Regions from separate parts of the Homo sapiens genome. Here region 1 is linked to region 2. A link is a loop called in an ENCODE intact Hi-C map of the cell type or tissue named here. Cell type or tissue: PC-9. All regions are shown on one strand. Links, peaks and the distances in the headings refer to the core of each region. The heading gives the core; the rest is flanking DNA. Region 1 holds the start of NUMA1-AS1 (NUMA1 antisense RNA 1). Region 2 overlaps XNDC1N-ZNF705EP-ALG1L9P (XNDC1N-ZNF705EP-ALG1L9P readthrough).

What was found. Peaks named below come from ENCODE experiments on the same cell type or tissue, not always from the same donor. Only the 100,000 strongest peaks of a DNase experiment are listed, where the experiment ranks them.
Region 1: a loop joins it to region 2, with 36 times the contacts of the local background. A loop is called at or near these places in 2 of 110 quality-filtered maps.

What each region holds. Positions count from the first base shown.
Region 1 is chr11:72,007,032-72,022,210 of GRCh38, forward strand. It overlaps NUMA1 (nuclear mitotic apparatus protein 1), which reads right to left. Exons shown (of 27, transcript NM_006185.4): 8 at 14,173-14,260; 9 at 12,463-12,586; 10 at 11,792-11,949; 11 at 11,365-11,482; 12 at 11,152-11,269; 13 at 10,656-10,796; 14 at 9,377-9,499; 15 at 5,864-9,229; 16 at 5,370-5,411; 17 at 3,755-3,823; 18 at 2,237-2,356; 19 at 1,936-2,154; 20 at 1,657-1,814; 21 at 158-404. It overlaps NUMA1-AS1 (NUMA1 antisense RNA 1), which reads left to right and starts at 7,260. Exons shown (of 4, transcript NR_104178.2): 1 at 7,260-9,856; 2 at 10,328-11,263; 3 at 11,864-11,978; 4 at 13,295-13,888. It also overlaps a transcript of IL18BP not described here. RefSeq lists enhancers at 7,914-8,661, 10,818-12,017. In PC-9, for the core only: CTCF peaks have their summits at 8,801 (motif pointing left) and 9,000; no DNase peak of the experiment used is centred there.
Region 2 is chr11:71,794,091-71,809,269 of GRCh38, forward strand. XNDC1N-ZNF705EP-ALG1L9P (XNDC1N-ZNF705EP-ALG1L9P readthrough) reads right to left here. Exons shown (of 11, transcript NR_172895.1): 11 at 10,891-13,566. It also overlaps the pseudogene FAM86C1P and the pseudogene ALG1L9P. Among named protein-coding and RNA genes, the nearest start is that of DEFB108B, 32 kb to the right of the region's middle. In PC-9, for the core only: CTCF peaks have their summits at 6,469 (motif pointing right) and 6,668; a DNase peak (open chromatin) is centred at 6,441.

The DNA of each region.
Region 1 (15,179 bases), core at 2,330-10,329, 210 kb after region 2:
ACCAAGTCACTGCCCTTTTTAAGACCTCTCAGCTTTCCCACTGTAACATGGACTGGCTGCTCATCCCTCCCTGCTCCTGACTGAGTGCCCAGTGCAAAGATGCCCTTGAGAGGAAGTGGGAATTGCTGCCCTGCAGCCCCTGTCCCAGCAGCCTGACCTTGGTCATGGTGATGTTGATGATCTGCGTGGTGCGCCGACGAGCGGAGCGGGTCTTACGACCCGAGTCCAGGAAGACGTCTCCCAGGGAGTCCAGGCTGCTCTCCAGGGGGGCCTGACTCCGAGCAGGGATGGGAGTGAAGTAGAGACTCTCCAGGGATTCTACCTTGGGGGGCAGGCGCTGGGAGATAGGTGAGGCTGGTTCTCCAGGGACGCTGGTGCCGTCTGGCTGGGTACGAGGCAGCTTGCTATGGAAAGGAAACCTGCTGAGGTACAGTCCTTCACGCTAGAAGGCATTTTGTCCAGCCCTTTTTGAAAGTGACCATTTCCCATCCTTACTACAAGCAGATGAGGTCAAGCAGCCCATCTCTCTGATTTTTCAGAGGTACCAAGGAAAGCACTTGACCTGGGCCTTCCTTTCAGTCCACTCCCCTGGCTTCTCCTAATAGCTCCTCATAGTGGCAATGCCCAGACCCAGATGTCCCATCCCCACCAGATGCCCATGGCTGCTTCACAGCAAACACGTCCCAATCTAAGCCCACTTCTCTGTTCTTCCTCCTGCATCTCCCATTTCAGTGAATAGGAACGCCCCCCACTCAGGCCCCCAAGCCATGAACGTGGGCATAATCCAATGTCGTCCTGCTTGGCGAGCCCAATCACCAAGCTTCCTGAACAGCTCCTAACCACACCCCACTCCATGCTCATGTCCTTTCCCTGGTCTGCTTCATCTCCTCTCACCTAGACTCATCATGGCACTGACAGAGGAAGATGAGTGGTGACAAGCCAAGAACTCAGGCCAGGCTGCCCAGGGTCAAACCCCAGCTCTACCACTGGGGAACCTTGGGCAAGTGACTGCCCCTCTATGCCCCAGATTCATCTGTTAAAGGAGACAGAATAAACCTACCTCAGAGGGTTGTTGGGGGACAAATCAGGTATAATTGTCATGAGTGCTTTATGTCTAGCACAAAATAAGTAAATGTAAGTGTTTAATAAAAACATTTTTCCAGTCTTAACTTCTATACTAGCTATTAGAATAATCTTTTTAAGATGCAAATTAACCATGTACTCTTCAGTTTCAAATTCTTCCAAGGTTCCTTTTTTTTTCTCCTAAACCTTTCAATTACAGCCACCAAGGTTTCCTCAATGCCTTTAGGATCAAGTCTTAATAGTCGGTCTCCAATGGGCCTTCCTGGCCTCACATCTCAGCTTAGTCAGGCTCTTTCACAGCCTCTGTTCACACTGCTCTTCTCGTCAACCTGGCACACACACCTATGGATGCTTTCAAGACTCAGCAGGAGCGATAGCTTCCACGAAGCCTTTCTTGACCACTTGCTTTTTATTCCAACTGTGCCCTAAATAGATATCTGGTATAATACCCGTTTTTCGTTATTCTTCTCTAAGAATAAATTTAGATCACATCTTATTTATCTCACTAGGATACAGCCTGATAAACAGCAGGCACTCCATAAACAGACATAGGGAGGAAGGCTGCCTCCTGACCTGGTGATACTGAGTGGGGTCCCCTCCTCGCAGCTCAGATCCAGGCTGTCAATACTCAAGTCCAGCTGGGGCTTAGCCTGGGGCTCACGGCTCTTTAAAGCATCAGTTGCCACCTGGAATTTGCCCAGGTCTCGAAGCTGCTGGTCTGCATGGGCAACCTGAGAAGGAGAGGGCCAGGGGGAGAGTGAAGAAAAGCCTAAGGCAGCAGTGGCCTAGGAGGAGAGGGCACAGGGGTCCAGTGGAATAGGAGTGAGGTGAGTCTGCCAGCCAAATTCTTACCTGTGCCTCCAGGCTGCGCACCTGGGCAGTAAGGTGGCGGCAGGTCTGTTCAGCCTCCTTGGTCTTCAGCCCAGCCTGCTGTAGCTCATGGCCCAGCCGTTCAGCTTCAGCTCGCAGCTCTTTGTTTTCCTTCTGCAGCTGCTCCAGGCTCCGCAGCTGCTCCTGCAGCTCTTGGTTCTGCTGCTTCTTGGCATCATAATGTGTTTTGGCTTTCTCCATCTGTGGGCAGAGAGGGTGGGTGGGTGGGGTAGAGGTTGAAGGGCAGGAGGAAGGTGGCATGGGCTGGGGCTGGGCTCCTTACCTGCAGCTTATAGTGCTCAGCTGCCTGCTCCTTCTGGCTCAACTGGGCTTGCAGTTCATTCAGCTGGGCCTGGAGGCGCTGGGCCTCCTGCTGGCTCTCGCCTCCCTGAGCCTGGACAGCCTGAGAAGAAAGGCCACTCAGGAAAGCTGGTCTGGCCGCTCTACCCAAGTCCGCTTATCTGCACCAGCCACTGGGGCTCCACAGGTGCTTCAGACTCCTGCACTTTCTTAGGAAGCGGAAGAAAACCACACCACCCCAAATACTCTCTGCCCGACTACAGTCTACTAAACCTGAAGCCCACATGCCCTTCAGTCCACATCCGTAGTGGCCTTTCCCTGACCAGCTCCTGCCCTATCTTTGCCTTCTTTGAGACCAGACACAAAGTGTCACACCCTCTTTGCATGCACAATCTCCCGTAGGAGGAAGGGAACCAATCCTCAGGGAACACCCAGGTGCAGAGCCTTACTCTAAGGCACTTGGCATGTGAGCTCTCTTAGGACAGGGGAACTTGTTTCTCCTCAAAGCCACTCTGAGAAGTCACTTCACCCTCTTTTCAGAGGAGGAAACTGAGTTCAGAGATTTAAGCAAATTGACCAGAGTAACAGTGACTAAATGGCAGAGTAAGATTTGGTCCACCTAACTCCAAAAGCCCATGGGGGCTTATTTATGATGCCCACACTGCCTCCTGTCCAGACCATAACTCCTTAAGAGCAGGGCCTGATTCTCTGTCCATCTGCAAGGCCAACAAGTGCTTTGCTGTAGATAGAAGCATCCCCCCTTTGCCTCTCCTAACATAGGACAGGCCCCACAAGGAGTAGAATAAACATTTGTTTATTGCAATCAAGACATGCTGTGGCACCATGGTATGAAGGTGAGCAGGAGAAATGAAGCTCTGAGCTCCCAACAACTCCTAGGAGCCACCAGGGCTTTAGTGAGTCCCAATGCCACTGGTGCCCAATTCCTTTGCCCCTGACTGAAGGCTGTGAAGCCTAGAACTGCAAAAAGCAAGTATTAAACCAAAGAAGGTGACACAGTTGAAAGCATTAAGAATGTTATTAAACTGCACTGTAATATTCAACACTGGTGACACTCTCGTTCTTTCCCTGCCCAGACTATCTAGACTTACATTGTCCAAAAGAACTTTATGCAATGGTGGAATGTTCTGTATCTGCGCTGTCCAATACAGCAGCCACTAACCACATGTAGCTACTGAACAGGGGCACAGTGTAGCTAGTGTGATTGAAGAACTGGATTTACTTTAATAAATTTCAATAACCACACGTGACTAGTAGCTGCTGAAGTGGACAGTGACAGTTGAGAGATGGGAACCACCCTGGTTGTCTCTCGAGAGCTCCCAGAAGACACATGCAGGGGCTTCTAAGCCACAGGCTTCCTAGGAGGGCTACCTGGAATGCAGGGTGCCCCTCTTCTGCCCCGACACCCCCCACGGCCCCAGAGCTTAGAGAATAGCTTCCCTCCCTTGTCCAGAGGCCAGACCCATTCCCCCAGCTGCCCCACCTTCAGCTTCTGCTGCTGCACCTTGCTGGCTTGGTCAGAGTCAGCCAGTTTCTTACTCAGTTCTTCCACCTGGGGAGGGAAGAGGAGGACAGAAGACTCAGGAGGACTTCCCCTGGATGTTCATCCTGGATGTCCACCCATCATGGGGTTTCCCAGACCAGGATCCCCAGTGTTCCTAGAATAAACTCAGGCCCTTTCTCTGGCCTCCAATTACGGAACAGCCTGCTGCCCAGGCTGCTTGGCAGGGCCTGAATGAGGCAACCTAACACATAGATGTTGCCAGGGCCAACTGTTCTTGCGTCTACCCTGAGCCTGCAGAGACAGAGGCCTGCCCAACCCCCGTCACCTCCAAAATCAGGAGAATTGACTCTGGGGAGCCGACACCTCACCACCACCTTGCTGCCGCCACACTCTGCAGCCGCAACCTTCCCAGGACCTAGTCTGTAATTCTAGTAGACATACTCAATGAATTCCCATGCCTCCCTCCCAGAAACTGCCAAAGCCCAAGCCCACAGATGCTCAGACCTCTTCCCAACATCCACAGGCCGTTAGGGCTGGTGCTAGCAGCATGGCTGCTGTGGTTAGCATTGGGGAACAGATTGCTGGAAGACAAGAGCAGGGGCAGCACATGTACTCCAAAGCCCACCCCACTCCTACAAAGAGGAAGAGCACAGGGAGTAGGGGAAAAGAGAGAACATAACAGCCCCATGCACCCTTGGCTGCTCCAAGCATTCTGGGAGTTCAAGCATGACCAGGCAGCACAGGGGAGAGGCAAGGGCTCCATTGCTAACTGTTTGCTATTCACTTTGATTGTCCCCCACTATCACAGGCTCCTTAGAGGAGGGCCCAATTTTTCAGCAGCCCTGGGGTGGCTGGGTAGGAGAGTGATGGAGAAAGGGTGCTCTATAGCCTCGATGTCTCAGAAACACCAGCTCTATAGCCTCGATGTCTCAGGCAACACAGAGATGATTCCCATGAGAAAGAGGCAGCCAGACCATGTGACCCCCACTCCCCCGCCCCCATCTGGTATAGACCCCTCCTGCTCCTTCACCCTCGGTCTTCCTGCTACAGACATCTCTATGCTGTGCTCGGGGTTAGAGCCCCAGAAAGTGATGGGCAAGTGTCCTAAGCCCACAATCCTCCCTAACCTGTGGGGGCTGCCTCGCATATCACCTTCAAGGCTTCCATAAAGCTGTACTCTGGGAAAAAGGGACACCATGTTAAACAAGGCCGACACGGTAATTCTGCTGTTCCTCTTAGTCGGGTATCCTTAACTAGACACAGTACTTGGGAAGTTCTCGAATCCCAAGGATTGTGTCTGTCATTGGTTCAGGGTGGGAAAGATGAAGCCAGTGCTACCCCTTGTCCCTGATAGGCAAATGAGAGAAGGTGCAGAAGGGTGGAGAGGCCGACCTGGGATGGGTGGGATGAGGCCTGAGAGAGCCCAGCACACCACACTCCTGGGCAGCCTGGGCCTGGATTCCATGGCTTGACCCTGCCCCCTTCACAAACAGTTCACAACAGGAGCTGGCGGAGGCAAGCTGCAGCCGGGCTCATGCACCAAGACTGGTCACCGTTTAAGCAGCCAGCATTTAGCGAGGACCTCAGGCATTACCTGCTTAGTTTGCTCTCTCTGAAATACCTCTAGCTGCTCCACCTGTACATGGGGGAGGAGCAACAGAGACAGAGTGAGATGAGGCCAAAGAAGCACCAGCCCTGCTGCCAGGCTGACCTCACTGAGGCTCTGATACTTTCCCCTAAGGAGCTAGATTGACAGTAAGTTTAAAAATGCCAGTTAGGCTGATTCTAATCCCCAGTGGCTCCTGAGGCATCCAGTGCAGGTGTGCCTCTGAACAGGCTGGTGGTCATCACAACTTGACTCTCTAGTGACAGAGCCTTCAGGGGAGGGGAGGCCACTGACATTTTCTTTAGGATGACAGGGGCAACAGACTTGAACTCCACCAGCCACCTCTCCTTTTCTGCCACCCAGTGAATGAGGAAAGGCAAGACACTCCAGTGTAGGAGCTAGAGGCCCTGGACACAGAGGATCGATGTCCCCGCGCTCTCAGCTCCTGATCTTTGGGAGGGTGGTTGGGCTGAGTACCTTACCTGGGCAGTGAGTTTCTGCCTCTCTTCCTGGAACCGCTGCCTCTCCTCCAGGACCTTGACCTTGGCACCCTCATACTTGGCAGTCATCACCTCCAGCTCCCGGGCAGTGCTCTGTGCTTCTCGCTGCACCTCAGCCAGACGGGTCTCAGCATCAGCACGTACGGCTGCCAACTCTTGGACATACTTCTCCCGGGCCTGGTCCAACTCCACTTCCAGAAACTGCCGGCCAAGGTTGGCCCGCTCACCCAGCCCCCGGTTCTCCTCTGCCAGCAGGCCATGCGCCTTCTTCAGCATGCTCAGCTGCTCTGCATAGCTGGCCTTCTCTGCCCGCAGCTGCTGAGCTGTTCGCTCCTGCTCTGCCACCTTCTGCCGCAGAGGAATCAGCTCCCCAAGCTCCCGCTGGGCCCGCAGCAGCTCTGCCCGCAGTCCCCCAGCGGCCTGCTTGCTCTGCTCCAGCTCCTCACGGTGGCGTTTCTCGGCAGCGGCCTGCTCGGCCTGCAGCTGCTGGCAGAGGTGCTTAGCTGGCAGCAGCTCACTCACCAGGGCCTGTGTGCTGGTGTGCTCGAGCTGCAGGGTGGAGAGGGCCTGCTCTTTCTGGAAGAACTTCTCCTGCCACGCCTTCAATTCTTGGCCCAGCTCCTCCGCACGCTCAGCCTGTGAGGTCAGCTCCTGCCGCAGGTTCTCTGAAGCCACCCGCTGTTTCTCAGCCTCCTCCCGGAGGCTCTGCACCTCCTCCCGCAGAGCAGAGCTGCGTTCTGCAGCTCTGGCACTGTTGCTGGCTGTCTCTGCCTGCAGCAGGCGCAGCCTCTCCTCCAGCTTCTGGCTCTTCTCTGACTCGGCCATCACCAGCCGCTTCAACTCCTTGCTCTCCCCCTCCTTCTCCAGGACCTGGCGATTCAGGATGGACACCTCCTCCTCCAAGCTGCTGATGAGGCTATTTTTCCTCTCAGCCTCTTGCCGGCCCCGGGCCACCTGGGCCTTCCACTCATCTTCAGCCTTGCTGTGGTCTTGTACCTTGGTGCGGAAGGCAGCCAACTCCCGTTGGGCCGAGGCTAAGGCACTCTGACTGTGCCCTAGCTCCTGGGCCTTCTCCTCTAACTGGCCCTGCAGAGTCTCCAGAGCACTGTCCCGCTCAGCCCGGGAGGCCCGCTCAGCCTCGAGGCTGCGTTCCAGGCTGTCAGCCTGCTCCTGCTGCTTCTGGCATTGCTGTTCCAGCTTGCTCACCTCTGCCCGCAGTGCCTCCAGCTTGGGGCCTGTTGGCTCTGTCCTGCCAGCAGCCTCAGATTGGGCTCCTGAGCCAGATGCGTGCTCCTTTTCTTTCTTAGCCAGCTGTTCCTTCAGTTGCTTCACGGTTTGCCGAAGTTCCTCCAGCTCTTTTATCTGGGCTGCCTCCAGACCACGAAGCTTGGCCAACTCCTGGTCCTTGCCTTCCTTTTCCGTCAGGGCATGAGCCAGTGCCTCTTGCAGGGTAGCGAACTCCACACGCTGCTCGTTGAGGGCGTTCTGCAGCCGCATCTCAAGCTCTGCTCTGGCCGCCTTCTCCAGGGCAAGGTCAGCCTGGGCACGGCCCCGCTCCTGGGTCAGCCGCGCCACCTCCCTTTCCTGCTGCCCACGCTCCTCCTGCTGCTGCCCCTGGCTCTCCATCAGCGCGGCCCGCAGCCGTTCCAGCTCATTGCCCATCTGCTCTGCCTCCCGCTCCATAGCCTGCAGCGCTGCCTGTGTGCTGCAGAACTGGCGTCCCTGTTGCTCTTCCAGCCACTCGGGCTGTCTGTCTCCTGCCCTCGCAGGCTCCTTGACTAACTCCCGGGAGGCTGTTTCCTGCTGCTCACCTGCCTTGCGCACCAAGGTCTCCAAGCGGGCCACCTCTTTGCTGGTGGCAGCCATCTTTTCCTGCAGAGTGGAGAGGTCATCTGCAAGCTTCTGGGCCCTGACTTCCTTCTCTTGGACCTGCTGGAGTGCTCTGGCCAGGTTGGCATGGAGCTCAGCTAGTTCGTTCTGCTGCCGGCTTATCTGGAGCTCGCTGTGGGATTCTATGCCTGCCACCTTCTCCTTTGCCTCCTGCAGCTCCTGGCGGGCCTTCTCACATTCCTCCTTCAAAGTCATCAGCTGTTCCTGGAACATGGCGCCATACTGTGCCTCCTCTTGCTGGCTATCCTCATACCGCTCACGCCAGGCAGCTACTTCTTTGACGAGCTGCTCACACTCACTCTCAGCTGTGTGCTGGGCAGCCATGGCCTCTGCCAGCTCCCGCCGCAGGACTTCAGTCTCAGCCTGATGGGCCTCCCCAAGCTGCTGTAATCGAGCCTCCAGCCCCTTGCGCCCAGCCCTCTCTTCTTCCAGCTCCTTTCGTTCCCGCTTATGCTGCTCCACCAGGCTTCGGGTCTCTGCCTTCAGCTCAGAGATACAACGCTGCTGCTCTTCCAGGGCATCTGCAGCCCTGCGCTTCTCCTCTTCAAGGCTGCCCTTGGTGACCTTCAAGGACTCTTTGAGGGCCTGGAGCTGCTCCTGGAGCTGGTCCTTCTCCTGGGCCACCCTTTCTTTCTCAGTTGCTTTTTGCTGCTCAGACCGCAGCTGCAACTCTAGCTCTGCAACCTGGGCCTGGGCCTCATGCTGTTCCTGGCGGGCTGTCTCAACACAGGCCTGGAGTTCCTCCACCTTCCGGCTCAGCTCTGCCTTCTCCCGCTGGGCCTGTGTCACTGAGGTCTGGGCACTGTCCCGGGCTTCATTAGCCACCTGAAGTTGCTGCTGCAGAATCTCCAGCTTGGCAGCCTTCTCCTTCTCCAGTGCCTCCAGCTGCTTGAGAGCCGCATCCCGCTCCCTTAAGGAGGCCTCTCGCTCCTCTGCAGCAGTGGCCAGTTGCTGGGCATGGTCCTGCCTAGTTGCCTCCTGCTTCTCCGCTACCTCCTTCAACTGCTGCTCCTTCTGCTTCAGGCTACTGCTTAGCTGCTCCACCTGGTGGCGGAGGCCCTGGGAGGCCTGTTCTTGCTGTTGGAGGGTCTGTGCTAGCTGGGCCTGCTTCTCTTTGGCCTGCTGCTTCAGGCCAGCCAGTTCTTGATCCTGTTGCTGGATGGTGGCATTGAGTGTGGTGAGCTCAGAGGTCAGAGAGGCCACCTGGGCAGTCAACCGGGCCCCATGAGCCTGGGAGGCCTGCTCCAGCTCTTCCTTGGCCTGGCTGAGGTTGGAGATGGAGCTCTGCAGGTCAGTGATCAGGCTAGACAGCTGCTGCTTTTCTTCTTCGAAGTGGCCCCGCTCAGCAAGCAGCTTGGCTTCCTGCTGGCCTCGCTCAGTCTCCAGCATCTCTACCCTGGCTTGGAGCTGTGTGTTGTTTGCAGCAAGAGTGGCTGCCTCTTGCTTCAAGGTTTCCAGCTGGTGGTATAAAGAGACAAACTGGGATCAGCATGACTCCTCAGTCATCAAGACTCCTCTGGAAATGGAGGAACACCAGGAACCCAAATGTACTGAATGTGAGTCCACACCAACCAGCAGCACACAGGTCTTTCTGTGCATTCCTACCTGCAAGACATCACCCAGCACCTCGCCCTTCTCCTGGGGTGGGTTATCCTGCAGCTGGGACAAGTGTTCTTCCAGCTGTGAAAGTTTTCCCTGAAGGATTTCGTTCTTCTCTTCAAGGCATTTCTGGGAGTAAATGAGACCCATGTGAACAGAGAGGGGGAACAGGCACCAGATTACCACACAAGCCCTCATAAACATCAGCAAACATGGGGCCCATCATCTTGTTACCAAGATCTCCTTTTGCCCTGGCCTAGAAAAAAGCAGAAACCATGGAACTGGGAGCATGAGGGACCTGATTCTCTAGACCTAGTTCTAAGGCACAATAAAGTCATAATGTAACCTGCTTACTACTTCCCCAAGGCTGCTGAGTTTACTTCAAATTTCCTTACCGTATACCCTTCCTCAGATAAGTCTTGAGTCCTAGATTATCCAAATCACCACCAGCTGCCCACCATCCTCTGGGCAGCAATACCACTGGCAGCAGCTGCAGCAACCCCCAGTCCCAAACCCACTTCTTCACCACTGTTCACTAAGCACCTACAATAGGCTATGCTGGGTTCATCCCTAATTTTTTTTTTTTTTTTTTTTTTTTTGAGACAGAGTCTCGCTCTATCGCCTAGGCTGGAGTGCAGTGGCGAGATCTTGGCTTACTGCAACCTCCACCTCCCAGATTCGAGAGCTTCTTCTGTCTCAGCCTCCCGAGTAGCTGGGACTACAGGCATGCATCACCACACCCAGCTTATGTGGGAGGCAGCTACTACCATTCCTCTTACAGAGCAAGAACCTGAAGCAGATGCTAAGTGCCTTGATCAAGGGCTACATGGTTATTAGTAAGTGGCCAAATTGGGTTCTTACCAATAGTAACAATCACAACTGGTTCACTGAGAGCTTACTTTACACTACACGATGTGTGAAGTGCTTTACATACGTTTTCTCATAATAGGTGATGAGGCAGCTACTCGTTACTACTCCCATTTTAGGGAAAGGATGCTTAGAAAAACAGACTGATTAACTTGTCCAAGATCCACATCTTGTGAACAGCAGAGATAGGATTGAAAGGTGTACTATAAAGTGAGGGCATTGACTGGGGAAAAAAAAAATAAGTTAAAAAAAAAAGGTGTACTAGACTGAAGCCCACAATCTTTCAATTACAGCACACTATTGAACCTTGAAGAGAAAGCAACTTAATACCCAAAGGCCCAGAAGAGCACAGTGGTAAACTGGACTCAGCTTTGCACATGTGGTCAAGACTGTGGCTGTGACCCCAGCAGAGGGTTACCTTGTCCTGCAGGGCTGCGCTGAGCTCCTTCTCCAGCTGGGCCTGCTTCTCTAGCCACTCCTGAGTGGCCTTGCTGTGCTCCTCCGTCAGCTCATTGAGGGCATCCTGTAGCTGCTGCAGATGACTGGCAAACTCCCGCAGCTGAGACGGGCAAGTGAGAATCCCCATCACCCAGAGTCAACGCTGACCCCACCACTGCTGTCTGCTCCCAGAACCCCAGGGGCTGGATGCCTCCAATTATCCTGCCAACCCTCTACAAACCAATCACAGCCATCACACCTCTAATTCAGAACTACAAATCAACATTTAGGGTCACAGCCCAGTACCCGGGAAGCCGCCAATTATGGGATAAGGAAAGGGGCAAAATATGCAGGTCTCTGGAGAGACTGAAGCATAAGACAGGTGCTGGGACATTCTTCTCAACCCTCTCTTGGGGAGCCTTCCAGACCACCTCAGCCCTGAGGGGCCTCCATGCACACACCACCTTAACACCCACCTTAAAGGAAAGGTCTCCATTCTCCTCCGAAAGCTGGTTGATTTTGCGATCCATCTGGCTCTTCTCTGTCTTCAGGTCCTGGCACTGCTTCAGGGTTTCATGCAGCCGCATGGTAAGGCTGCGAGGGAGGGAAGCAGTGAGAAGAGAGTATGGGTTCCTGGCTGGGTGAGGGGAGGGGCTGGGGCCTGGGAAGGAATGCAGGGAGAGCTGTACCTCTCATTCTTGTCACGCAGCTCCTCAAGCTCCTTGGGCTCCAGTGGGCTGGCCGCCTGCTTCTCATTCAGCAGGGCTAGGCGGTCAATGCGCTGCTGCATCATGGCTATCTGTGCATCTGCCCAGAGTGGAGGGAGGAGGAGAGGAGAATCAGAACTATGTGCATGAGCGGAACTATGTGCACAGAACTATGTGCACAAGGGGAAGGGAGGAGACGGCATAGGGAAGAGGAGGAATATGGTATCCAATCTAAGGGAAAGAGAAGATGGGGACAAAGACAGAACCTAGCTTCCAGGAGGTCAGCCTGACCACAGGCCCAGGGCTGAGCTCTCAGCTCCAGGGGCCAGCAGAGGGGACAACATGGGAGGCCAGGGGACATCCTTCCGGCAAGTCTATTCACACATCTGCCAGTGTGCCAGCCACCTACCCTTCTCGGTGAGGAGCTTGCGGTTCTCAGCTAGCTCCAGCTCCAGCTCATCCCTATTACTTCTCTCATCAGCAAGCTGCTTCTTCAGCCGTCTCATCTGGAACTGTGGGGTCTGCAGGATATCACCCATGGGAGAAGCTGGAGAACCTGAGAGAAAGCTGAGGAGGGAGAAGGCCCATATGCATTGGTAAGCGCCTAAGATCTGAAGCAATCAGCAACAGGCAGCAGTAAGGGAGCGGGGTCTATGGAAGTGCGCACTAGCAGCTGGGAGGCCTGTGCACCTGGGTTGTTTGCAGTGCTACCTCAAGCCTCATGACATGATCTTGGGAAAACTTTTCTTCTCACTGCCTTAATTTCTTTGTCAGAAAAAAAAAAAGTGATATATTCTCCTTGGCTCTGCAGAGATGTGCTAAGAGAAGAGACTTCATTGTAGTCTCCGAGGAAGAAGGGTATTCCATAAACAGGGAACAGCTTTTGAGGGAGGCCTTCTGCACATGACAAATCCCAACCACTTCCCCCAGTTAATACTGGGTGAGGTGAGGAGATCCCAGATCTACCGGATACTCTAAGCACTCCCAGAGGCTGGTTAACATCTTAACTCTAGAAGTTAGGAATGTGAGGAATGGATGGATGCTGAGGCCCTATCCCAGGAGGAGAGGCCCAGAACATACTTGTTCCCACTGGAAGAGGAGGCAACCTTCTGTAGCTCTAGGAAGCGAATCTCCCTCTTGGCCTGGTGGCTAGGTGGGGAGAGCTCTTCAGGGAATGTGCTAGAACAGGTAGAAGGCACAGGAGCTGGGGGTAAGAAATAGACAAAATAAATCAACAAAGGTTAGTAAGAAGGTGTAAAGATTTGCACCTTTATGCAATTTGAGAACTCGCCTTAGTGGGAGTATATCCATGGATACTTATATGTAAACTACCAAGGAAGGCACTGGGCAGAACCTGAAACCTGGTGCCTGGGTTATCCAGAGTTCCGTGTCTCTAACCAAAATGAAGTGCAGGGCTTCCATTTCTACAGAGCATCATTACTCAGAGCACAGTGGAGTGACGGTGTCCTCTGGCTCAGAAACTGCACCAAGTGCTCAAGCTTTTTCCTCGAGTCCACACTGCAGAGACGGCTTGGGGAGCCCTGAGCAGGATCTCCTTGCAGCCCCCAACAACCTTTCCTATCAGAGCCATTGGCCACCATTTGGAATTCATCCCCCCTGAAGCCTTGCACCTCCAAAATGCCCTCCTCCTCAAAACCCTTCTCTTTCCGTGGTTTCCGTGACCCCTTTTGTAGGACTCTCCTACCTCTAATCACCCATTCTTAAGTCTCCTCATCTGCTCCTCCCTCCTCTACCCACCCTCTAAGCTCCCAGAGATCTGATGGGGCCTCTTGGCTCTGCCCATAGTGCCCACGGCTTCAGTGGCCATCCAATGCTGACTTGCAAACCTATCTTCTGGTCCAGAGCCTGCTCCTGAATTCTGGACTCACATTTCTAACATCTCCACCTGAAGGTCTCATGAGGAACCTGAATACAAGGAACATCAAACTCAACGGCTAGAACTCGCCTAGACCTCCTTCTTACATTCCTATCATCCACCAGCTGACCTCTTCATCAGAAGACCAGCAGAACGATCACTCTTTCTACTGTAGTACCAGCCGAGGCCATTGATATATTCCGTACTTAGATTCCTTATCATTATTTCCTGGTTTATGTATCTGCCTTTCCACCTAGAACATGCACTACATGACGGGAAAAACATTTTTTAAAAGACTGTGGGCCGGGCGCAGTGGCTCATGCCTGTATTCCTAACACTTTGGGAGGCCGAGGCAGGTGGATCACCTGATGTCAGGAGTTCGAGACCAGCCTAATCAACATGGTGAAACCCCGTCTCTACAAAAAATACAAAAATTAGCCAGGTGTGGTGGCATGCGCCTGTAATCCCAGCTACTCGGGAGGCTAAGCAGGAGAATTGCTTGAACACGGGAAGTGGAGATTGCAGTGAGCTGAGATCGCACCACTACACTCCAGCCTGGGCGACAGAGAGAGACTCTGTCTCAAAAAAAAATAAAAATAAAAATAAAAAGACTGTATTCTCAGCTTCTAAGCCTAGAGTAATGATTGTTTAAAAAATAAAAAACAAAAGTAGGTATGATCACTTGTAAATATCCTACATAACTGCTGCCAGGCAGCAAGGAGGAGCTCCATAGGAACTGAGATGATACAACATGGCCCAGAAATCGACCTACTCCATTACACACACTTTTCCTGAGCATCAACTCTGCCTTGTGTTGGGGACAGAAACAAACCCCCACCATACTTGACAACTCAGGATCCTAGTATTCCCCATTTCAGAGATGAGGGGATTCTCAGGAGTGTGTACCTACTTACCTTTCTGTAGGAAGTTCTCTAGGTCCTCATTAAGGTTTAGCCCGTCCTCATGGTCCAGCACAAATTTAAGAATGACAGCCAACTCAGCCTGGGCCACAGGGAGAAAAAGAGCATCACTTAGGTGTTAGGCCTCTGAAGGGATGGCTGCCAGGAGCTCCACCCTGGCAGTGCCAGTCCCCGGCTCCCTCATGCCCTAGGAGCCTGCTGGATCCCATTCTCCCTCTCAGAGCTGAGGTCCTATGACCCAGCCAACAACATTCAACTAGAGATATGTTCACCCCACTTGTCCCCTTCCCTCCCACCTCCCCTCAAGATGTACCGAAGTCAGAGTTCCTGACTGACTTAACTCCTGACCACAAGTGAAGTGACTGTTAAGGAAAGTAACACAATCAGAAAGTTGCTTTTATTGTTATTGTTGTTAAGAAACAAGATCTTGCTCTGTCACCCAGGCTGGAGTACAGTGGCACAATCATAGCTCACTATAACCTCCAACTCCTGGAGTCAACTCCTCCTCCTCAGCTCCCCAAGTAGCTAGAACTACAGACACACACTGCCACACCCAGCTCATTTTTTTTAAAAAAAATATTTTTTGTTGAGACAGGGTCTCGCTATGTTACCCAGGCTGATCTTGAACTCCTGGCCTCAAGCAATCCTCCTGTCTCGGCCTCCCAAAGTGCTGGGACTATAGGCGTGAGCCACCACGCCCGGCCAGGAAGCTTTTATATATAACTATGTTGGCCTCTTCCAGATGACCCTACCAGAGGAAAGGATGAGATAAATGAAGTGAAAGTTCTGTGGGGGAAAAAAAACACACACACACAGAAACACATATAGGAACAGAGAATAATTTCTACGTATTATCCTAAAACACATTACAGTTAAACATATGCACATAAAAAAGGACTTGAAAGTACATCCTTTAAAAAGTTAGCAAACTCTGGGAATGAGTTTATCGGCAACTGTTATTTCCTCCTGCATGCTTTTCAACGTTTCCCAGACTTTCTATG
Region 2 (15,179 bases), core at 3,303-11,302:
TCTTGAACCCAGGAGGTGGAGGTTGTAGTGAGCCAAGATCGCGCTATTGCACTCCCACCTGGGCAACGAGAGTGAAACTGTCAAAAAGAAGTAGAAAAATTAGCCAGACATGGTGACACATGCCTGTAGTCGCACCTACTTGGGCAGCTGAGGCAGGAGAATTGCTTGAACCCAGGAGGCAGAGGTTGCAGTGAGCCAAGATTGTGCCACTGACTCCAGCCTGGGGAACAGAGCTCAAAAAAAATAAGATAAAACATAGATACAGAAAACCACAAAGGAAAAACATAGCATATTGAATCATCACAAGGCAGCCACCCCTTCATAGCCACACCCGGCCCCTGGCCACAACTGACCTGTGCTCCATCGCCAGAATTCCATTGTCTCAGGAATGTTCAATGAATGGAATCCTGTGTGGCCTGAGATGAGTGTCTTTCATGCCACGTGACACCCTTGAGGCCTGTGCAAGCTGTTGGCATGTCAACAGTTAGCTGCTTCTCATTGCTGAGTGGCGATTTGTCCTGTCATGGTTTATTCAGCCATGTGGTGGATGGCTGCTTGTCTTCTAAGCCACTTGCCTTCTGATCGCTGGACTGACTCTCTCGCCTTCTCTTGGTGCTGCCCTCGGGAGGCTCAGTCACACTCTCCAAGAGCACAGCCATCATCTCCCACGGCATCACAGTCCTGGTCACATGGGATGCCGCCCTCTACCTTGCAGAATGGGCCATCGAGAACCCAGCAGCCTTCACTGATAGGTGACCTCAGGGCACAGGGCAGGGCACCGAGGCAGGCTTACCCTGGTGCAGTCGCAGACATGACCCCCTTTCCTCCCACCAGGACTGTCCTAGAGCTTGGCAGTGGTGCTGGCCTCACAGGCCTGGCCATCTGCAAGATGTGCCACCCCCGGGCATACATCTTCAGGGACTGTCACAGCTGGGTCCTCTAGCAGCTCTGAGGGAATGTCCTTCTCAATGGCCTCTCATTAGGTGCAGATATCACTGCCAACTTAGACAGCCCCAGGGTGACAGTGGCCCAGCTGGACTGGGACGTCGCGACGGTCTGTCAGCTCTCTGCCATCCAGCCAGATGTTGTCATTGCAGCAGGTAATGCCCAGCCCCGGGCATCCTGTGCAGGCGGTGTCCTTGCAGCTCTAACCAGCTCTTGGCTCTGGGAAAAGGGAACAATGGATGCTGTTGGGCATGGACATGATGGGGCTTCCAGAAGAGTTACTCTGGGCCTCCAGGGTGACATCAAAGGACAGGGGTGCCTCTTAAGCTGACCTTCAAGCCACAGCCCTCTTGTTGGAGACAGGCATACTCCCGTTACAGTCGTCACCACATGGCTCTGTCCCAGAGCCATGCCTGTGTGTTTCAGAGACCACAGGAGGAAAACAACCACTTCTGGGATAAGGACAGGGCCCTTGAGAGAAGGTGGTGTTTGGCTGGGCCACGGAAAACCCCTCACCCCTGCCAGCACGCTCAGTCTCCTCTCTGGTCGAACAGAGCTCTGCCTGTGGTCCTGGGTCCCAGCCCTGAAAATCACAGGTCCAGCAGTGGCCAGGGACACAGGCCCACCCCTGCAAGCCAGCAGACAAATCCGCAGACACCTGAAACACGAAGTTCATCGCAGGGTCAGGCTTTGTGTCATTCACAGCCCTCTAGATAGGCCGAGAACCAGAGCACGTTTTTTAAGGAACACCAGTGAGTCTGGAGATTTTTTTCTTTTGCTTCAGTCTTTTGCAGCTTTCTCTATTAAGGGTTCTCCTTTTTCACCCAAGTAATTGCCTTTCCATCTAATGGCCCAAATGATCAAATGGCATCTACTAGTCTCATATGACCGCTGCCTCTCTGGCCTCGCCCTTCTGCTGAGGTCAGCATGACCTGGAACTGTCCGCTGGTCCCTTTCAGTAACCTGAAGCTTTCACCGTAGACGTGCTGTATTGCCCAGAAGCCATCGTGTCGCTGGTCGGGGTCCTGCGGAGGCTGGCTGCCTGCCGGGAGCACCAGCGGGCTCCTCAATTCTACATGGCCCTTACCGTCTGCAACCCAGAGATGTGCCAGCTGTTCACCACCGAGCTATGTGAGCCCCCACGCCCACCCGGGCCTGCATGGTCCCCAAGCTGTCCCTACAGGACTCCAGTGGAAGTGAAAGAACTGGGGGCCGGGGAAAAGCTAGGATGCCCCACACTCCCACACCATGCGGGGAACTAGGGCAGAGGCCGGTGAGAAGGGTGGGCTCGGGTCGTGGGGGGATTGTGGCAGGAGGAGGGCAGCTCAGCACAGGGAGGGAGGATCTGAGCCCAGCAGCCCTACTGTGTGCTTCAGAGCAGGGTTCCCTAAGCCCTTGGGCCTCGGTTTCCTCATCTATAAAATAGAGGTGGCAGGAGGGGCAGTCGGGGTCAGGTTTGGACACAGCTGTGGCCTGCAGGACGCTGGAGCACAGGCTGTACAGGCGGATCCACCACGCCACTGTCCTGAGCACCCAGTCAATGGAAGATGAGCAGGGTGACTATAGAGAAGGGGAACTGGCCCCGTAGTGGGCCAGCCACTGTCCTCAGACCTGACATTTGTCAGCCCCCGCACCTGTGAGAGTGTGATATCATTGTCCCATCTCACCGACAAAGACACTAGGACACACAGAGGACAAGCAACCCCCGAGCTCCCACAGACTGCTGCCCGGCCACCTGGCTCTTGTGCCTCCACTCTACACCCAAGCCCCCCATTGCCACCAGCCTTTGCCCCAGCTCCCCCTGAGCACAGCCCCTCCTGGCAGCCATGTGCACAGATGTACCCGCAGCAGCCTCTGCCTGCACACAGAGACACGGACAAGCCAGTGCCTGTCCACGTGGGGCAGCCCGTTAACTACAGAGCCAACAAACAAGCCAGGACACGAAGACATACTGGGTTCCACGACAGAGTCCTGCACAACCTCACACAGGAGGCTGGCCGGGCGCGGGGCTCAGGCCTGTCATCCCAGCACTTTAGGTGGCTAAGGTAGGAGGACTACTTGACCCCAGGTGTTCAAGACCAACCTGGGCCACATAGTGGGACCCCATCTTCACAAAACTTACAGAAACTAGCCAGATGTGGTTGCACACGCCCGTAGTCCCAGCTACTTGGGAAGCTGAGGTGGGAGGATGGCTTGAGCCCACGAGGTGGAGGCTGCAGTGAGCCCTGATCTCACCACTGCACTCCAGCGTGGGCAACAGAGCAAGACCCTGTCTCAAAAAAGCAAAAAAGCAAAAAAAAAAAAAAAAAAAAAAAAAAAGGAAGTCTTTCTTCAGATACTTACGTGAAAAAAAACCTGCCATATCTTTTAAGTGAAAAAAACAGTGCCAAGCAGCACACATAGTATAAGCCCCCACCAACCTTTTTTTTTTTTTTTGAGACAGAGTCTGGCCTTGTATTGCCCAGGCTGGAGTGCAGTGGTGCCATCTCGGCCCACTGCAACCTCCCACCTCCCAGGTTCAAGCTATCCTCTCATCTCAGCCTCCTGAGTAGCTGGGACTACAGGTGCGTGCTACCACGCCTGGCTAATTTTTGTATTGTTTCTAGAGTTGAGGTTTCGCCATGTTGGCCAGGCTGATCTTGAACTCCTGACCTCAAGTGATCTGCTGCCTCAGCATCCCAAAGTGTTAGGAATACGGGCGTGAGCTACTGCACCCAGCCCCATTTTTGTTTAAAAACTAATAATAATCACCCACACGTGGTTATGAGTACCTATATTCCAACTACTCAGGAGGCTGAGGTGGGAGGATGGCTTAAGCCCAGGAGTTTGTGGCCACCTTGAGCAACATAGCAAGACTTCATCTCAAAAAAAAATTATCACAATAATCATTTTCACATAAGTATACCTATAGGAGAAAACCTAGAACATATATATAGCAGGCTTGTCCAACCTGTGGCCCTACACAAATCTGTAAACTTTCTTAAAACAATATGAGATTTTTTTGTGATTTTTTTCTTTTAGCTCATCAGCTATTGCTAGCATTAGTGTATTTTATGTGTGGCCCAAGGCGATTCTTCTTCTTCCAATGTGGCGCATGTAGGCCAAAAGATTGGACATCGTTGATATACACGTTAACAGGTGCCATCCTTGGATGGCAGGATTATAGAGATTGCTACATGTTCATGTCTATACTACTTCATTTTTATAAATACGCATTTTCCACTCGTAACAAAAAACCGTGATTGAAAATCATCCCGGGTCACAGTGTCTCATGCCTGTAATCCCAACACTGTAAGAGGCTGAGGCTTTGGGAAGCTGAGGTGAGCAGATCACCTGAGGTCAAGAGTTCAAGACCAGCCTGGCCAACACGGTGAAACCCCATCTCTACTAAACACCCAAAAATTAGCCAGGCGTGGTGGTGCACGCCTATAATCCCAGCTACTCAGGAGGCTGAGGCAGGAGAATCACTTGAACCTGGGAGGCGTTGCAGTGAGCTGAGATTGCGCCACTGCACTCCAGCTGGGGAACAGAGTAAAACTCCATCTAAAAAATAATAATAAAAGAGGCTAAGGCAGGAGCATCACTTGAGGCCATGCGTTCAGGACCCCATCTCTACAAAATAAAAAAATTACTGGCATGGTGGCATGCACCTGTCATCCCAGCTACTCAGGAAGTGGGAGGATTGCTAGAGCCCAGGAGTCGAGGCTGTGGTGAGCAATGACTGTGCCACTGCACTCCAGCCTGGGTGAAAGAACAAGATCGTAGCTCAAAAAAAAAAAAAAAAGAATCATTCTGGATAATGGCTCTTCAGACATCTGTGCTTATAAGAACACCAGCCCCTTCTAAGCTCTGTGTGTGTGTGTGTGTGTGTGTGTGTGTGTGTGTGTGTGTGTGTGTGTGTGTTTTGAGATAGAGTCTCACTCTGTCACTCAGGCTGGAGTGCAGTGGCACAATCTCGGCTCACTGCAACCTCCGCCTCCTGGGTTCAAGCAATTCTCCTGCCTCAGCCTCCCAAGTAGCTGGGATTACAGGCACCCGCCATCGTGCCTGGCTAATTTTTGTATTTTTGTAGAGATGGAGTTCCACCACGTTGGCCAGGCTGGTCTCGAACACCTGACCTCAAGTGATCCGCCGGCGTTGGCCTCCCAAAGTGTTGGGATTACAGGCATGAGCCACTGTGCCCGGCCACTTTCTAAGCTTTGTGAAGAGTGGACTGACTAAGCAGCCAGGTAGATGTGGGTTCAGATCTCTGCTTCTGTCCTGCTGTGCCAAGTGCTGGGGCAGACACAGGCAGAGAGTGGACAGCAGCATGGTGCCTGCTGCTAGCCATTTCTATGCAAAACCAGATTTCTGGTCCCATCCTGGAGGCCAATTCTAGGTACCTGGGTGGGCCTGGGAACCTGTGAACAAAGTATACTGACTTAGACACCCCCCACCCCGCCAGGCCTGTCCTAGCAGCCCCACACAATACGCTCATGTCCTGTCCCCAAACACCGCCATCCTCAAACACGTGCTCTGTTTCCAGGCTGGACTGGGATCAGATGGGAAGCGGAAGCTCATCATGACCAGAAACTGTTTCCCTACAGAGAGCACTTGGAGATGGCAAAGCTGAACCTCACACTGTAGGACTCACACATGACTCCAACGGGATTGTGAGAATTAAGTCACTCTCGTGGGAAGAATTTTTATATGGGAAAGCGGATAAAACTTTCATTGGACTGGAATGTTTGGAGAATGTTAAATTCCAAATCAGGAACCACAAACTGCGCTCTAATAAGACATCGGCTATCTAAGCATGTGGGTTCCCCCTTTCTGCCAGCAGTTCTGGTTCTTAAGAAAATCACCATAAATCAGACATGAAAATTCTGGCTCCAAAAATAGCATTTTCATTGTGCAAATAAAAACGTGTGTATCAAGTATGACATTCCCCCAACGTGGACACACTTGGTTCCTCACAAAGCCAAGCCCGCTGCAGCTGCCACATCCCTGGACACACTCGTTTCCTCACAAAGCCAAGCCCGCTGCAGCTGCCACATCCCTGGACACACTCGGTTCCTCACAAAGCCAAGCCCGCTGCAGCTGCCACATCCCTGGACACACTCGTTTCCTCACAAAGCCAAGCCCGCTGCAGCTGCCACATCCCTGGACACACTCGTTTCCTCACAAAGCCAAGCCCGCTGCAGCTGCCACATCCCTGGACACACTCGGTTCCTCAAAAAGCCAAGCCGGCTGCAGCTGCCACATCCCTGGGTTTATGATGCAGCAGGTGCTTTTTTCAAGACAGGAATCAAAGTGTTAGGAACATGGCAGAAAGGTGACACCTGGAGACCAAATGCAGGGTAAGGAGTACTGCAGAGGTCACAGGGAAGTCACAGAACAGTAATACGCTAGCAGGGGCATGGGGCGTGAAGAACAGAAGACAGGAAGCGTTTCAGAGACTCCAAAGAAGAAATCAGGGCCAACCACAGCTTCCCGAGTCATTCACCAGGTGGCACCACTGCCTTCATTTCAGCTTCCGGCCACTGGGAGGCGCTGCTCGAAAGGGTTTGCCCTGAGACACCAAGAAGAAGCTGCGGGAAGGACAGCAGGGGCCCTGGGGTTTTAGCCTCTGGCCCAGGAGTTATGTGTCCATAACCAAAGGGAGCACAGTCTGCACCCAGCTCTCATCCCATCAGAGCTGCTGCGACTCCCGCAGGTTCTTCCAGAACTGGTTTAGCTTGCCTGCAGGATCAGGAAAGTTTGAGAAAAGCATCTGCAAAATACTAAAGAGCAGAGCTTACTTCATTGCCTGTCCCCACCCCATCCCAGGTCACCACCTGGCTGAACCCAGGTCCCCGACCCAACAACAACCCCTCCCAAGTCCCTAACTCCCTCACTTGGACTTGAGACCCTTCACAACCCAGCAGCGCTCCGCCTCCAACTTGACATCATGCTTTCTGGAAACTTCCCCGTGTGTCCCACTTTCCCACACTTGGTGCGCTGGAGCACCTTCCGGCCTCTACATGCTGTACGTTCCCCTGTGAGCACCCTCCTCTCAGCCTCTGGCCAACACAGTCCCACCCATCTGTGGGTAACAAGGGGGTGTGGGTGTTCTTTTCAGCCTTGCTAAACTGTCTGAATCAAGGATCACAAACTACAGCCTGCAGGCCAAATCCAGCCCACAGCCTGTGTTTGTAAATAAAGCTTTATTGGAACAAAGCCACACCCCTTAATCTACAGATGATCTGTGGCTACTCTCACACCACAACAGAGTACCATGGTTCTGACAGAGACTGGGGAACCCAGTCTAAATGACTTCTGACCTGGACCTTTACTGAAAATCCTCCCAATCATTCTGTTGACAAGAATGATGTATTACTTTTTGCAATAAGAAACAAGTAACCTTTGCAGAATTCCACCCATCTTTCAAGGCTGGTCCCAGAAGTTCCCTTTGCCCACGCACCTACCTGATCCTGATCACTTCCTAAACTGCAGCCTGGCCCACCCGGCTCCAGCATCATTTGTGGAGTGTCAGCTCCATAAATCCAGAGGGCAGGTGGGGTTGTGTCCTAACTTTCCCGAGCCTACTGTACTGAAATGGGACAGCAGAGTAGGCCAGCCTCTGTGACTTCTGCTCCCTCACTAGCTTTTCCACCAGACCCCCCATGGTACAACCCTGGCTGTGGGAAGCAGGGATCAGGGATTGTGGCTCGGTGCCAGTCTCCAGAACCCTGCCCACCCTGGCGTGGTGGCAGACATGGCTACCTGCAGCTGAGCTGCCAGTTCCTCTGAGTCCTCAAAGACCAGGCCATTTTCTTCATGTTTCACCAGCTCATGTAAGCTGCAGAGAGAACCAAGGGAGCCTGAGAGCTGCCTGGAGAAGACACCAGACCCCTGGGGTGTCCAGCTTGTCTCCCACCCACCCACGCTCAAGCCAGGCTGGGGGTTGGAACAGGATGTGTGGTTTCTGGGAGCTGGTTCTTAGATTTGGCATCTGAAGGGTATAAAGGCCTGGGGGTGCACATCAAAATGGCCAAACCGATTTGAGGAGGGAGCCTTAAGGAAGGTTTGTACCTTCTGTGCTGGATGCTCTTCAAGTACTGAAGAATTATTTTTGCATGTTTTTCTTAATTCCATGGCCATGGAACAAGTAAACGCAACCCCCTGGGGACTGGTTCAGCACATAAAAGATGACTTTTCTAGGACACCAGATTTGATCCCGACATTCCCTGAGCTCAGCTCACACGAGGGGCTCGCACCCCTGAATCCCATCCAGGAGCCGGCTCCTGAGCAGGGGCCAAGGGCTCAACTTGTGCTGGGGCTACTGCTTCTAGAATCTCCTCTAACGCCACCCTTCCAAACACCCGTCTATGCTGGGTGGAGTGAGGCCACAGCATGACATTCATTTAACTGATTCAAACCCACCATGTGAGCTTGGCCAAAAAGGACATGGTGGGAGAGAAAAACAAAGAAAACCATGTAAGCCTGCAGGCAATTCCCTCCAATTCTACTCTAGGAGCAAAAGCCCTGAGTGGAGTTCTAGTATTTAAGGTGCTTTCTTTTTTCACATTAGGCTGGTGCAAAAGTTATTGCATTTTTAATGGCAAAAACCGTGATTACTTTTGTACCAACCTAAATATAACATGAGCTCTAAATGGAAGCGACTACTTCAGTGAGTCTCAGCCCAGCCACAGTAACCGCAGGGCTCCTCCTCATGGCCTCCAGTGTGTGCTGGACTGACCGAGGGGCAGGGCCTCACTGTGGGCAGCTCACTCTACACTGCTTCCCCCTCAGCGGTGGATCTGTGAAGCTATCCCCAGAAAGATTCGGGTTCTGCTCCTACCACTTGAAGTTCACAGCACACGCAGGCAAACAGCTCCTGAACATGTCCACCACCTTCATGGGCAGGTCCAGGCCACTGGAGGATGTGTCCAGACAGACACCCAGGTCCACCGACCCTGCTAGGCAAGAGGGGTGGGTTAGAGCGCTGGTCTCTGCCCTGGGAACAAAAATCCTCCCAGCAGAGTGAGACAACATCCCCCAAGGGGAGTGAAAATTGGATAAGGCCCCCGACATCCCCAAGCACAAGTGGCTTAAGCTGGCCACGCAGCCACACGGCCTGGCTGGGACATCTGAAAATGTAAGTTGACACATTTTCTACATAACCACAATTTGTTTTTTGTTGTCGTTGTTTTGTTTTGTTTTGTTTTGTTTTGTTTTGTTTTGTTTTGAGACAGAGTCTCACTCTGTCACCCAGGCTGGAGTGCAGTGGCACAATCTCAGCTCCCTGCAACCTCCACCTCCCAGGTTTACCTCCTGTCTGTAATCCCAGCATTTTGGGAGGCCAAGGCGGGTGGATCACCTGAGGTCAGGAGTTCAAGACCAGCCTGGCCAACATGGTGAAACCGCATCTCTACTAAAAAAAAATACAAAATTAGCGAAGCGTCATGGCAGGTGCCTGTAATCCCAGCTACTCAAGAGGCTGAGGCAGGAAAATCGCTTGAACCTGGGAAGGCAGAGGATGCAGTGAGCCAAGATCGCGCCATTGCACTCCAGCCTGGGCTACAAGAGCGAAACTCCGTCTCAAAATAATAATAATAATAATAATAAACCACATCACACCCACCACAAACCAGCTGTCAGTGTGAAAATAAAGCCAAATAGCTTAACATTTCTAAAGACTAGCTGGGGCCAGGCATGATGGGTCAGGCCTGGAATCCCAGCACTTAGGGAGGCCAAGGCGAGAGGATCACTTGAGGTCAGGAGTTCAAGACCAGCCTGGCCAACATGGTGAAACCCTGTCTCTACTAAAAATACAAAAATAAGCCAGGTGTTGTGGCGGGCTCCCATAATCCTGTAATCTACTTGGGAGGCTGAGGTGGGAGAATCGCTTGAACCCAGGAGGCGGAGGTTGCATGAACTGAGATCGTGCACTCCAGCCTAGGCAACGGAGCAAGACTGTCTAAAAGACAGTCTTGTCTTTTAGCTGGAGAATCCTGCCAGGAAAAGACCCTCAGCCGCCAAGTGCTCTGCTCACTCGAAGCTGGAAGATGCGGCTCTAGAGACGCATCAGGACCAAGCCACGACTCCCAACTTGGAGAAATCAACGGGGAAAGAGACGGAGACAAAGAAGAACCATCTCACTGGGAGAGGCGATGCTGTTTGACACATCGTCCCTGTACCTCCCAAAGCCACTGTCCTCCCACACCTGGGCAACAGTGGCCTCAACCCCAGGCCCAGCCCTCCTGCAGGAAGGAAGAGGACTGAATGGAGGGCGTGGCAGGATGAAAGGACGTGGCCTCCTCAAACCCATTGGTAAAGGGCCTCTGGGGCCACCTGGCTAAGAGGGGCTGGCAGACCAGGAAGTGGCCTCCTCCCGGGAGTTGAGCCAGAGCCCAGGTCCTGTCCCCAAGTGGCCTCCAGAGCCACCTTTTCAGAAAAAGTACATCCTGCCCACCCCTGCTCCCCCTGCTTAAGGCCCCACCTCCTCCCTGAGCCTCCTGCTGGCCTCTCACCTAGAAGCGGGGGTAGTCCTCGGCCCTCCAGCCAAGGGGTGCAGACCTGGATGTGCTGGAAATGCTTCTGGTGGATGAGGCGACTGTAATACTCCCTCAGAGGCCCTTTGCCTTCACAGAGAAGAGCACACACTGCCATGGACCCGTCTCTGTCCCTGCCACATGACCCCAGGCTCAAGACACTCCCCCCTAGGAGGGATCCTTTTCCCAGAAGCTCCACCCCTTGGCAGCTCCAGTCAGGCCCCATCTGACTGGGAGGGGAACAACACACACTGGAGCCTGTCTGGGGGTGAGTGGGGAGGGAGTGCATCAGGATAAATAGCTAATGCATGTGGGCTGAATACCTAGGTGATGGGTTGATAGGTACAGCAAACCACCATGGCACACATTTACCTATGTAACAAACCTGCACATCCTGCACATGTATCCCAGAACTTAAAATGAAATAAAATAAAATTTTAAAAAACTTTATTTTGTCTAAAATTCCAAAATGCAGGGATTACAGGCGTAAGCCACCGTGCCTGGCCCTGTTTTAACATATCTGAACAAGATTTAAGACATCAGTTTGAAAAGAGCCCCTCTATGGCAGCAACATGAATTCTGTCAAACCTGAAGCAAGAACAAACATCAAATTTACGGTGAAGCTGGGGTACAAAAAATGGTGAAATAAATTATTCTTTATGAAAAGTGTACGGGAAAAATAACCTGAAGAATCAGTCATTTACAAATGGATACCTTATTCTAAGAAGAGATAATACAATGTTGAAGATGAAGTCAACAGAGGAGGGACATCCATACCAATTTTTGAGAAAAAAAATCGTTTCTATGCCCTAATTGAGGAGGATTGACAATTAGCAAGAGATACTATAGCCAACACCACAGGCATCTCAATTGGTTCAGCTTACACAATACTGACTATAACGTGAAAGTTGAGAAATTTTACATTTGATGAGTCCCAAATACCCTTGTGCCTAGATCAGCAGTGGACAAAAGCAGAGCTATTAGTAACTATTTTGAGCAAGCGGAATCAGATCCTGAAGCATTATTTTGAAGAATTATAACAGGGAGTGAAACTGGCTTTATCAATAAGATCCTGAAGACAAAGCACAATTCAAGCAATGGCTACCAAGAGGTAGAAGTGGTCCAGTCAAAGCAAAAGCAAACTTCTCAAAAGCAAAAGCCATGGAGGTTTTGGGGATGCTCAAGGCATTTTGCTGGTTGACTTTCTGTAAGATCAAAGCACCATAACATCTGCTTACTAGGAGAGTTCTTAGAGAAAATTAGCAAATACTTTTGCAGAAAAGCGCCCTGTAAAGCTTCACTAGAGAGTCCCTCTGCACCACAACAACACTTCTGTTCCTTCCTCTCATCAAACATGGGTAATTTTGCAAGAGTTTTCATGGGAAATTATTAGGCATCAACATTACAGTCCTGATTTGGTTTCTTCTGACATTTTTTCCCTAATCTTAAAATAACTGTAAAGGGCACCCATTTTTCTTTAGTTAATAATAGAAGACTGCATTGACACGGTTAAATTCCCATTACCCTCAGTTCTTTAGCAATGGAATGAATGGCTGGGATCATCGCTTAATGGAGTGTCTGGACCTCAGTAGAGCTTAAATTGAGAAATAAAGTTTATATTTATATTTTTATTGTTAATTCCATTTTTCACTGACATTTTTAAATCCCATCACAATTCACGTTTGTCTCAAAGGTATTTAAATTTAGAAATCATATCAAGTGTGAAATAAAGAAAATTGTATATAGAGAGAGAGAACAGAATCTATAAATATGCATGTTTGTGTACATACATCCATATACATACATATGTGTGTGCATGCAGTAATTTTATTCTCCTAAAGCAATGCCTCTGCCTTCCACCCTCACTGCACATGTCCTAGTCCTGTGATGTCCCTGGAACTGAGCACCTGATTTCCTTCTCTGCCTCCCACATGAACAGGGAATAGAAATGGAAACCACGCTCTGTGGTTGCTGTTGTGAAAATCCATGTTCCCCACAGGCTGAGTTTGGCATCTTACATTCTAGTTCCCATTGTAAAAAAGCAAGCAACAAACAAAAACTACAAAAGAAAAAATGAAATAGTTGAAAGTCTAGAGCCACAGAGGTTCCAGATCCACCCACCGCCAACGGTGACCTCCACAGCCCTCCAGGCCTGAGGGCAGTTATGCCTGAACAGCCTGCCTCTTCACCATCCACGCAGGAAAGTGACTTTAAACTTCAATAGCTATTACTCTGTTCCACAAGGAACCAGGTCAACATTCAAAGTCGGTGGTCTGACAACTCTAAGCTTTGGCCGGAAAGTGTTGGAAACATTTAACGTGCAGTGGATGAAGCAGCCCGGCCCCACTGCACACAACACACTCACAGGGACTCAAAGGAAGAGACTCAGGATCCGCTGGGTGGAAGTGAGGACAGACCCAGAAACACAGGGGGTGGGAGGGGGTCAAACCAGGAAGGCTCAGGACCTGACCTCCTCCTAGGCCCTGCCCCTCTAGAACTCACAGTTTTTTCTGACCCAGAAGTGGATTTCACTGATGGAAAAGAAGTTCAGTATTTCTGGTCCAGCCCAGTAAGCTGCTCCCATTGCCCAGCCTTCCACACCCCTGCAGACGTCACAATCCCTGAACCCACTAACCTGACAAGGGAGCTATGCATCACCTGGAGACAGTCCTAGGCCTGCACTCCTGTGATGGGGTCCAGGGTCTGTGTCCATTTCTGGTTAAAATTGCTGTAAGGCTGGTGGCTGTCTTGGCCTTCCCTGCTTCCTTTCTGTTCTCTTCTCCCCTCCTCACCCCATGTGAAGTTTTTACTCAGGAGATGGATTCTCACCCCTCTTGGAACATCAAGGATAGTGCCAGAACACTGCACCATCCCCTTGACCCTGGGATTCTGTAGACCTCAGTCTTCTCCTGAGGTCCCCTCCCTCCCTACCTCATTTTTTTCCATACTTCTGGGGCCTGGGCCTGCTACACCTCAGGCTTCCTCTTCACAGTAACAGAGTGAGGGAGCCCCCTTCATCCTTGGGCTCTGGCCACAGCTCACCTGCTGCAGGACACTCAGCAGCTTTCAGTAGTTCATCCAGACATCCAGTTGGAAGTGGGATTTCCTGGAAGGAAAGCAGGAACCCAGAATTACACTGAATTCTAACACCAGGGCCCAGATTCCCCTTCTGCATGGGACACTAAGCTGCAAACACTACATAGGCACTTAATGCTCAGCTGTCCTTCTAACATCTGGTCCAGTTGTGTCCCTCCTCCTTGGAATATCTCAGAAAATGTATCTCCACCTACAGTTGTTTGAAAGCATCATCCTATGTGATTCCAGACCATCAGGGGGTGCAATGGGTCCTCACCAGTATTTCCACTCTGCTTGGAAGACTTAGAAAATCCTGAGGCTGCTCAGAGGGTCAGATTCCCATCTCTGTGTTTCTGTAAAACTTCAGTCTTCCCCAGACAAGTGAGGAGACAGAAAATGTCTAGTCTCTGGCACATCTTTTGCAAGCAATGGCGGCTCCCAGGAATCAAAACTATCAACGAATATATTTTTGAGATTCTGGTCAAAAGAAGTCATCCTGCAATTTCAGGTAGGATGAAGTGGTTCTGTGGCTCCTGAGGTGATTTTGAAAAGATCTTGACTCTCAGAAGGACCAAGGAGGACATTTCTGGCATTTCCAGACCAGGAAGAGTGACTGATGGACCTCCAGTGTTACTTGGAAAACTTTTTGTCGGACAGCTTTGTAATAAGAGGATCTTGCTTTGGCTTTCAGGCCTTCACATAGGTTGTTTAGATCATGGAAGTGTTTCTGCATTTCTGCATAGGCTCAGGATGCCTTCTCAAGTCGTCCCTGCAATTATGAGACAGTTGCTTTCTCCAGAGGTCACTTAGAATAATACAAGAGGCTTCACTCTCAAAGGGACACCAGACAATATAGCCACAGTCCAGCCACGATTATCTGTATTTACATACCTGTAAAGTAACACTCCTAGTTATCTCCATTAACTTGGACATCTTTCATGAATAGGGAAACTCTAGTGATTGTTATATAACAGCTGCCACAAAAATTAATCAATAAAAAGAAATGATAAATGAAAAATAATTAATAATCATGATAATGAATTCAATGACCTAAATAGTATGAATTTTAATACTGGTGACAATATAAACATAAGGATACAAAAATTAATGTGGAGCTTCCCCTAAATATATGAAAACTTCACAAATTGTGTCCTCCTTGTGTAATTTGGAGTCAGAGTCAAAGAATTTCTCTATGAAATGTGTTCCATGATGGCAAACATCAAAAACAGCAGGTGAAAGAAAAGCAAGCCGCAGGAGACCATGGGCTAATATGAACATTTGTGTGCAAACCTCTCTCATCAAGAACTACCAGCCAGAGGTGAAGGGACTGTGATTTGTGTCCTGCCCACCACTGGGCACACAAAAGCTTTCAGTAGTGCAACCAGATGGCTGGTTTGGCCTGGCTCCCTGCAAGGAAGACACGTCTCTGATCCCCACCAGCCCATCAGTCCTGGAACTCAGAATCCTACATGCAGTAAACATGAAGCTCCAACTCCATAGCTGACTTTACCTCCTTACTGTCCTTCTGCCATCTGGTGTTGCAGGTGCTCTCCAGATCTGGACTTCTTGGCTCCCTTACCTTTACCAAGTGAATTCAGGATGTATCATTCTCAGTCTTCTCCTGCCAGTCCAAAGTGAAACTCA